Linked DNA regions of Mus musculus: all the other regions are linked to region 3. The links are chromatin contacts, found by Hi-C or POLR2A ChIA-PET in ENCODE. All regions are on one chromosome and are shown on one strand. Each heading gives the region's core, a stretch centred on a gene start or an enhancer-like site at or near the end of the contact. The rest is flanking DNA. Distances are from core to core; before and after follow the strand shown.

Evidence for each region. A loop is a pair of places that touch in the nucleus more often than their neighbours do. ChIA-PET counts read pairs that join two places held with the same protein, here RNA polymerase II (POLR2A).
Region 1: POLR2A ChIA-PET joins it to region 3 with 16 read pairs in Patski. The contact joins the promoter of Morn3 here to the promoter of Kdm2b in region 3. A Hi-C loop is called at or near these places in 2 of 37 maps with a recorded cell type or tissue (gastrocnemius and left cerebral cortex). POLR2A ChIA-PET finds 5 or more read pairs at or near these places in 4 of 5 experiments (Patski and embryonic stem cell).
Region 2: POLR2A ChIA-PET joins it to region 3 with 17 read pairs in Patski. The contact joins the enhancer-like site here to the promoter of Kdm2b in region 3. POLR2A ChIA-PET finds 5 or more read pairs at or near these places in 4 of 5 experiments (Patski and embryonic stem cell).

The regions. Positions count from the first base shown.
Region 1 is chr5:123,045,218-123,048,387 of GRCm38, forward strand. It overlaps Morn3 (MORN repeat containing 3), which reads right to left and starts at 1,799. Exons shown (of 5, transcript NM_029112.2): 1 at 1,414-1,799. The coding sequence starts at 1,558.
Region 2 is chr5:122,925,872-122,929,011 of GRCm38, forward strand. The region is part of intron 11 of Kdm2b (lysine (K)-specific demethylase 2B); the gene reads right to left. Among named protein-coding and RNA genes, the nearest start is that of Gm33118, 14 kb to the right of the region's middle. Within about 2 kb of position 1,345, at least 1 of the 3 ENCODE cell types and tissues checked has a DNase peak (open chromatin) inside an H3K27ac peak, as active enhancers do.
Region 3 is chr5:122,987,542-122,990,425 of GRCm38, forward strand. It overlaps Kdm2b (lysine (K)-specific demethylase 2B), which reads right to left and starts at 1,558. Exons shown (of 23, transcript NM_001003953.2): 1 at 1,327-1,558; 2 at 121-265. The coding sequence starts at 1,359. A930024E05Rik (RIKEN cDNA A930024E05 gene) reads left to right here and starts at 1,813. Exons shown (of 3, transcript NR_045820.1): 1 at 1,813-2,550.

The DNA of each region.
Region 1 (3,170 bases), core at 549-3,048, 58 kb after region 3:
TGGATGCTTCCTTCCTTCCTTCTTTCTTTCCTTTCTCTCTTTTTAAATTTTATTTTGTTTTGAGATAAGGTCTCATGTAGCTGAAGCTGGCCTTGAACCCCTGATCTCCCTACATATTGTCTTCCAAGCACTTGGGCACTGCAGGAATGCACCATCATACCTGGCTTCTCCAACCCCAACTTGCTTTGGGGGAGGGGGATCTTAGAGATAGGGTCATAGCCCAGCCTTGATCTTCCTACCTCAGACTCCTGAGCCAGTAACTGGGCTTATAGGTAATGTATACTAAAACCACATCCAATTCTGACCCACGTTCTCTCCCATTACTCTTTGTTCAGCTACACTGACTTCTAGTCTGTCCCTCAGTCAAGTTACACTGACCTCCCTAATTCTAATTCTACAGTTTAAGGTCTAAATTTTAGACGAAAAGCCCCTCAACCTGGACACATCTTTATCCTTTCTGCCTAGCTCAAACATCACCCTGCTCCTGTCTTCTTTGTTACTCCCTCTCTTCCCCTCTCTGGTGCCCTCTATAGCCTAATACCACCTCTTCAGTAGTCACTTCTTCCCAGGTCACCTCATTTGGGAAATGTGATGGTAGTCTACTTTGCAGAGTCTCCCCGAGCACCCTTGCTCTGAGCAATCTTGCTGCGTGTACTTTATAAAGAGACATTGTTGCCACTTAACAGATGAGAAAACCTATAGATAAGGTATTCTAACAATGCAGGCTCAGGGATTCTAGTGTAGATAACCCAGGAAGGCAGGAGAAGAAAGTGGTTAAGTCTGGAATTGCAAGACTAGAGCTTTTAAATAGAGTCCCCGTCCTACCCCCATCCATCCCGGACAAACGTGATTTGCAATGTATCGGCCAGAACCCATTCGCCCCCTGCTGGTTAAGACTTGAGTCCAGGCATACAGGAGTAATCATGGTCACTCAGTTACTTCTGGGGGGTTGGATAGGTCCAACCTGTGTCTTGAGGCCCAGACCTTGTGCCCCCACCATCTGCAGAGCATCAGGGCAGCATCTGAAGCCCACAACGCCTACTGCAAGTCATTTTCTTAATGTGTTGACCTTTTCAACCAACCCCAGGCTCTGCTACCCTGTCAGAAGACAGAGAGCGATCCAGCACCCCCAGAACCCCACCCAGCTTTGGGCTGGCTTCTGATGATCCCTATCCCATTTTTGTTTTCTGTCCCTAGACTCTGGCTCAGCTGAAGTCAGGGCTGACTTGGACTTCAGAGCCACAGCCCCCTGCTGGTCCCGGTTCTGGTCACTAAGTGGGGTTGGGAACAAAACAAGATCGCTTATGTTCTTAATGGACTCTGTAACAGTGCTTTTTGTTTTGTTTTGCATTGCCCACCCACTCTGACCCCACGCTGGCCACTAATCCCCGGAGGCTCTCCCGCTTAGCTTACCGTGTTTCAAGTTGCCCTTCCATTCGCCCACGTAGTGATCGCCGTTCACAGCAAACACTTGGTGTCTCAGTCCGTTCTTCTGGGCTTTCCGGTCCCACCCTTTCCACGGCGGCTCTACTTTCCTTGGACACTTAGTGACCGGCATGCTGGCTGCCTCTGTGGTGTTGCGGGGGTGCTAGCAGGAGGTAGGGGCATCAGGGGCTCAGTGACTCCCGTGTATCCTGGGGATCCTGGTACTTCCTGGGGAGGTGCCTGCCTGAGTTCCAATAGGGCAGGTCATTTGTGTTCTGAGTCCCCAGGGCAGGTGAAGAGCCCTCAGTGGGGATCCCTCTGTGCTGGACTGACCCACAACAGTCCTTGCCCTTGCATTCTCCTAGGGTCCATCTGTCAGGGATGTGATGGCATAATTCCTTTGGAACCCAGGGATTGTGATGACACTGGAGAGAAGCTGCCCCTGGGAAAAATGATGCTCACAGGTGACTTAATGACTTGAAAGACCAATCAGGAACCGACTTTGGTAGAAGAGACTCGAAGTAAGAAAGATCAGATGGTACCAAGTACTGGGACCACTCCAGGTGTATCAGAGGGTATCAGGCAGACAGCTGCCTGCCCTGTTAGCCCTTGCCCTACGTACCTGGTAGATGGGACAGATGAAGCTCAGGGGTTGCCTTTCAGCAGGGGAGATCCCACAAATCAGAGACTGATTTCATGGTGACTAACTGTCCCAGACTGCAAGTCTAGCTATACAGTGAGACCTTGTCTCAAAACAAACACAGTTGGACAGCCCTTGGCTCACTGGTCATCCTTCCACATCTGAGCCCTACGACTCTTATCTGGTAGAGCCATAGACTCTAGAGGGAAACAGTGGGTGGCCCAGGGTCTCCTCCCCATGTCTGGGAGCCCCGACCTGTTTTCCTCAGGTCCCCAGAATCTCCAGAAGGGATTGTTCATGTCTTTCCATCTGTCTCCAGCTGGCTCATGGGTGATAAAAACGTTCCTATCTACATCCTGGGGACCGCAATCTCCCTCAACTAATACAACCACATACTCCATAGGTTCTGAGGCTGTACAAATCCACTCCCATTAAATCTTGCACCGGCAGCACATACACACAGGTGCTGCCAATCAAAATATCCTCAGGTTGAAGCCAGTTCTAGGAGGTCATGGTATCTTAGCATCCACCCACAGGGTCAGCCTCACAACCTGTGTGCTTCAGGTTGGACACTGTGCCTGCCACCTGTGCATGTTTTACAGCCTCTGTTCCCACAGAGGGGACTACTGGCACATGACTTTAATCCCAGCACTCAGGAGGCAGAGGCAGGAAGATATCTGAGTTCAAGGCCAGCCTGGTCTACAGAGTGAGTTCCAGGATAGTCAGGGCTACACAGAGAAACCCTGTCTTGAAAAGCCAAAAACCCAAAATAAAAACAAAACAAACAAACAAAAAAATCAAAACAAAACAAAGCTTGCTTTTTTTTTTTTTTAATATGGAGTCTTGCTATGGCTCTGTGGCCCTGGCTGACATGGAACTCCATACTCCATATGTAGACCAGATGTAGACCAGGCTAGCCCCTAATTTGCATTATTCTTCTTGCCTCCTGAGTGCTGGCATAAAAGACATGTACCACTACACTCAAGTTCATTCATTCATTCATTCTCTCTGCCCCTTTCTGTTTCTAATAGGGTGTCATGTAGTACAGGTTAGACTCAAACTCCCAATGTAGCTGAGAATGACTTTTTTTCAATCCAGGGTCTCA
Region 2 (3,140 bases), core at 95-2,594, 62 kb before region 3:
GCCCCCTAAGGACCACACCCTGTAAGCCCATGGCTCTCGCCAATCCCAGAGCAAGCTTCCTGCCCTCACCTGGCTCTTGCTGCTGGAAACTGCCCCATGTATGACCTACCAAAGGAACCTTGCCTCCCCCCATCATGCCAACTTCTCTCCAAGAATTTAATTTGTTAACAAGAGCTTTGGCCTCCATTGCTCCCCAGAGTGGGGTGTTAATCACTGGAAGCCCCTAGCCTATGCCATGACTAAAAATACCAGCACTAAGAAGGCAATGCCTGGCATTAGGATTGGAGCTCCAACAGTGGGGTTCATGAGGGGGCTGTAACAAGGCCAGAACTGCTGTTCTGGGGAGCACCAGGTGACAGTTTATTCGGGTCTCAGAACCCCTCCCTCTATTCCTATCTGCACCTGGAAAAACAAACAAAACAACCACTTCATCTGTAGTAGACTGCATTACAGTCCTCCCCATAAAACTGTGTTTAAGTCTTAACTCTAACTTCCAATACACGCAAACGGAAACTTCTAATCTTATGTGGGTAAGAGGTCTCTACACAGTAAGGTGAATCCTAGATCCTGGATTAGGATGCTACCTGGATACCTGATGCAGAGTCCTTCCCCCAGGCTCCTGAGGTTGCATAGGCAGGGGACAAGATTCTGTGATCACACTGGAAGCCAGCCAGCCCCCCTGGGCACTTACTTCCTGCCTTATAGCTCCCCTCTGAGGAGAAGCCTCCTTTGAAGTAGGCAAGAAGGTTTTACAGAGTCAACAGAGCTGGAGGAGGAGACTCTGTGACCCAGCACACGCAACATTCCCAAGATCCTGGGCCAAACTCTAAGCAAGAGAGAGAGAGAGAGAGAGAGAGAGAGAGAGAGAGAGAGAGAGAAACAAATCTAGATTGTACATCTCTCGCTGTCTTGAAAACTGGTAACACCAGAAACGAGGATCTTTAGAAGCAGGTGGGTGCCAGGGTGGAGAATGCTAAGTCCTCAAAAGAAAAAAGGCTCTGCCCGGTCGGGCAATGGTGGCGCATGCCTTTAATCCCAGCACTTGGGCGGCAGAGGCAGGTGGATTTCTGAGTTCAAGGCCAGCCTGGTCTACAGAGTGAGTTCCAAGACAGCCAGGGATACACAGAGAATCCCTGTCTCAAAAAACAGCAACAAAAGGCTCTACCCATTCCTTACAACATGGCTCCTCTAGCTCTCAGACCAGACCGGTAACAAAACTGTCTTCACCCCAAAGTGTCTGAAATAATATCAGCCCTAGCTTACGGAGAACTTCAGGCCCCTGCTGGGCTTTACATGTGTCAGCCGTGACAATGGATCACACCTTCTCCTATTTTTACCATGTCCCCAAGAACGTCAGCTACATAATGGACTGTGCAGGGACTGTGTGACCTGACTCCACAACTGTCCTTAAAGCCAAGCGACATCTGTTTGGACAGTGGACTCCTAATTTAGAACTGACATCCACAGCCCACTCCGAATTTAGGACTTTCTTCTCTCTCATGCTTGGAGTGTGATGCCAGAATACAACAACTGATCTCTAGGCTGCTGAGAAAGAAACACTTGGCCCAGCACGTTAGTTCGTGACGATAATCCTGACACTGGAGAGGCTGAGACAATACTGCCACAGGATTAGGACCAGATCGAGCTCTATATAGCCTGGGCTAGAGAGCGAGACTGTATCCAAAGAGTGAGGGAGTAGAGGTGAAGGGTGGGGGCAGGGGTGGAGGGTGGGGGGTAGGAGTGGGTGGAATAAAGATGGAAAGGGAGGGAAGGAAAGAGGGAGGGAGCTGGGAGGGAAAGAGGTAGGAAGGAAAGGGAGAGAAAGCCTTTTTAAAACAAGAAATGTGTCTTTCAGCCCTACAGCTGTGTAGCCCCTATAATTCCCACTGGCCCCACAATTCGATTGCAGCCCCACAATTCCATGCACACGGATATGATGGTTTTCTATACCATGATAAGGTGAGGCTAGCCAGAAGAGCATGGACTCAGGCCAAGAGGGCGGGGCATAGAGTAGTTAATGATGGTTGGGCTGCACTTTGCCCAATCATGGAAGCACCTTGCTTCATCCACCTACACTCTCGGTCATCCCTGCCCATGTGCTAAAGCCCTCCACAGCCCTGCCACATACCTGGCTATACTCTAGTCCCTTAGAACTGATCCGAGGACTACAGTCATCCTCAAATACTTACACACCCCTCTATCCCCTCTACCCAGAGCCACCACTCTCTCCGAGTTCTAGCTGAGAGCAGGGATGTTTCTAGGAGAGACGCCTTGCTAGCCAATCCCATCTTACAATTATTTACTTCGTCCCATGATTGTTGCTAATCAGTGTGTCCCCAAAATTCATGTGCAGTGAGAGCCCCAGGCTGTGACTATGGGGACAGTTTCAATACATTTAATCAATTTGACCTGAGTTTCCGCTGAATTCATCTGGGCCTGAATTTAATGGCTGGTGTCACTCATGGACAATATGGGTGGATGGGGTGTGGGGAGGGAGAGAAAGAGAGAGAGAGAGAGAGAGAGAGAGAGAGAGAGAGCGCACCATTATGATCTGTCTTAACCATGGCTTCAGGTGGGAGGGATATAACAAGGACTGCAAGCTGCCACAAGAAGAGGGAGGAGCCAAGGGCAGGCACTTCCTAGAGCCTTAGGCATAGGAATGGCTCTGTAAACATCTTCTTGCTTTCAGACTCAGCAGTCTCTTAGTCCCAGAAAACAACTGAACACACGGTGCTCTGAGACTGCAGTCCTAGGAAACTAATGCAGATGGTAACCACTCCCTAAAGAACAGATGAGAGCTGGAGAGAGAGAGGCGGGTAAGATCCCGGGACCAGAGAGGCTGGCCCAAACCAATGTCACTGTTCCTCAAAAATAAGTTCCCTGCCGTCCTTGTGCTTAGCTCTTCCTTTTTAAAAAGGGTCCAGCCAGGCAGTGGTGGCACACGCCTTTAATCCCAGCACTCGGGGAGCAGAGGCAGGTGGATTTCTGAGTTCGAGGCCAACCTTGTCTACAGAGTGAGTTCCAGGCAGCCAGGGCTACACAGAGAAACCCTGTCTCAAAACAAACAAACAAACAGACCAAAAAAGAAAAAAGTAATAGTTGTTATTATATCTATTTATTTTGCTTCTACTACGTGAGTT
Region 3 (2,884 bases), core at 308-2,807:
CACCGGATCCCCTGGAATGGGGGACGCGGGCGCGAAATACGAACCCAGCCACAGGCAGCTCCCTCCCCACGTGCGCGCTGGCCCTCTGCAGAGTGAAGCCAGGAGAGGGGGGTGCCTCACCTTTGCCTTCCATAGCATGCACGAAGTCCCCCTGGTATAACTGGCTACGTAGCTTCTCCTCCAGGCTGAAGCCACGGACGCTGACAATTTCCTCCACGTCCGACAAGTCTTCGTTCTCGTCGTATCTCTGGCGGTCAATCGCACGCTGCGGGGACCCAACCAGAGAACCCCGGACATTACTGAGAGGACTTGGGGGGGTCTCCTCTCACCCTGGGCCCACCAAGAACAGGTGCAAGAGTCGCGCGCCCACTGCACCCCAGCATTGCAATCTGAGCAACTTTGCGCAAATGCCAAAGATGCTGGAAAGCAGAAAAAGGGGCTCACACCCCCAAGGCCCGACTGCCCTTAAACGAAGCAATCCCTTCTTGCATCTTTGGAAGCTATGGAAATGGTATTTGGGGGCTTTCCTCTGCCCCCACGCCAAGTGATGTGCTAAGCTTTGCCCACTCGACTGGGAGCCTGGTTATGTAACCCCTGAAGGGGGCTCCGGGTATGAGCTGGCGGGGCAGATGTAGGCCCCGAGAGAAGCCGCTGCAGCAACCGGCTCCGCGGTAACAGCAGCCCTGGCGGCCACGGCGGCCAACCCGGGAAGCCGGAACCCAGGGCCGGCGGCATTACTAAGGCTGGAGCTGCTCCCGAGCTACAGAAAAGCTGGAAAGCTGAAACGGAAGGGTTGAGACCCTAACGGCCCCCGCCGACCGACCGCTAGTGCAAGAAGAGGAGGGGAGGGGAGGAGGTTAAGAATGTGGGGGGAGAGAGGCAGCCAGCCCACCACAAAGCTTCTATCAGAGACCCCAAAACGCACCAGCAGCTGCCTCATCTCCCCACGAGCGCGCGCGCACACTCACTTCCTAAGGAGACTCCCCCACCACTCCCCGCATCCTTCTTCCTCCTCCCTCCGCCGCTCAGCACCGAGCCCCGCAGCCCCCCAGATCCCAGGCGAACCCCGAGCCCGCTCAGTCCCTTCCACGCCTTTCGGCGTTGCCTCCTCCCCACTTAAGTGTCTGAGACCCTGAGCCTCACAAGAGACTGGAGGAGTAAGCTGCTTGCTTCCTTTTGCATGCAATTTATTATTTTTTTCCGGTCCTCTTGCAAAATACAGAAAAGGAAAGAAAAGGCAGCAAGAAACAACCAAAAAAATAAATAGATAGATAAATCGATCATATACCAGATACAGATTTGGGGGAGAAAAAAAAAGCTACACACCAATCTTCTTCCAGAGTCTTTCTCTGCCTCCATTTTTTTAGGAGAGTTCACCAATTAATTGTCAACACTCCTGCCCCCTGCATTTTGGCGGAGGGGGAAAGGAGGGAAGACCAAAGAAAAGAAAGCAAAAAAATAAATAAATAGAGCAAGCCAGAGCCGATATCTACAAAGTTTTGCACCAACACTTAAGCAGATCCGTTTGCAAAGTCCTAGGAAACCATTTTCAGCAGTTGTGGGGGGGGAGGCGTCGACGTCATAATCCCCGGAACGTAAACATTGTTGCCGATCGCGCTCGGAGCTTGCGGCTAGGCTAGTTGGGGAAAGGGGGGGCTCGGGTTGGGGGTGTCGGGGACCGCAGCCGTAGGAGGTGTGGGGCCAGAAGGGAGCCTGGGACGCACCGGGCGCTGTTAGCGCCTTGGCATCGCTGTTTTGTTGTTGGGTCACGAGTGCGCCTCTGCACGCAGGCGCCGCCGCCGCCCGGGAGCTGACTTTTGGAGGGCTGAGTTGCAGGCGGCGGGCGCATCCCAGAGATGGCGGGGCAGGGAGGGAGGGAAAGAGAGGAGGGGGTGGGGAGGGAGGTGCAGATTTGCACGGATGGCCTCAGCGGGAGGCGCGGAAATGCTAGCCAAGCCTGCTGGCGTGAAAGCCCCCGGGGCCTGGCACCCCCCAAAACGACCCCCCACCTCTGCCCCTGCCCCCTCTTGCTTGGGTTACGCAGGGCTGTCCCTCTCTTCCTTCACCCACCTTTCCTCATTACCTATGCTGGCGACCTAAATTCAAAGTATTTTGTATGTGTGATTTCTTTTTCTGTTTTGCTTTTCTACTGCATGCCTGGGGGGAGGGGCCAGCCTGTCCAGACCCTTATCCATTTGCGAACCTGCCATATGGAGGAGGCATCTGAGGGGCTCAGAAAGAAATTACCTCAGCACTGTATCTGTACAGACTGCATAACTTTTAAACTCCCGGGGCTGAAATAATAATATGGAGACACACGCACAGGTACAGGAAATACAGCCAGTCCACAGCCTTTTCAGACTGCAGCTGACCGGAAGAAAGCCTTTGGTTCATTCATTCGGATAGCCTCGGTAGTACAGCCCTGAAATAGAAGTTGGGCTTTTAAAGAGAAAGGAAAAAAAGTCTCTACACTCGCTGAGAAGAGATAAATCGATACACAGGAGGGAATAGAGAATCGGATTCAGCGTCTCTAATGCAGGCAGGCAAAAGGTAAGCCTCTCTCGTGTGGCAGTTTAAGAGAAAAGTGGTGGTTGTTTGTGGCTTTCTGGGGTACAGCAACCTTGATTGATCCATATTGTTTCTCAGCGGAGAAGGGGGGCAGCCTTTGTGAATATTCCTGGAGTAGCAGATCCCCAATGTTCCTCCGTCTTTTAAGTAGTGCTTGTGACTGCTTCCAGAATTGACTGACCCTCAGTGGTCCTGGAATTCCTTTAAGTTGAGAGAAATGCTGGCCCTAAACTTTGTTTCCCTCCGGGCCTCTTCCTTTCTTGCAAGGGCCTAATGACAGCATCACAAGGATGTTCTGAGAGACCTCCCAGGTGAC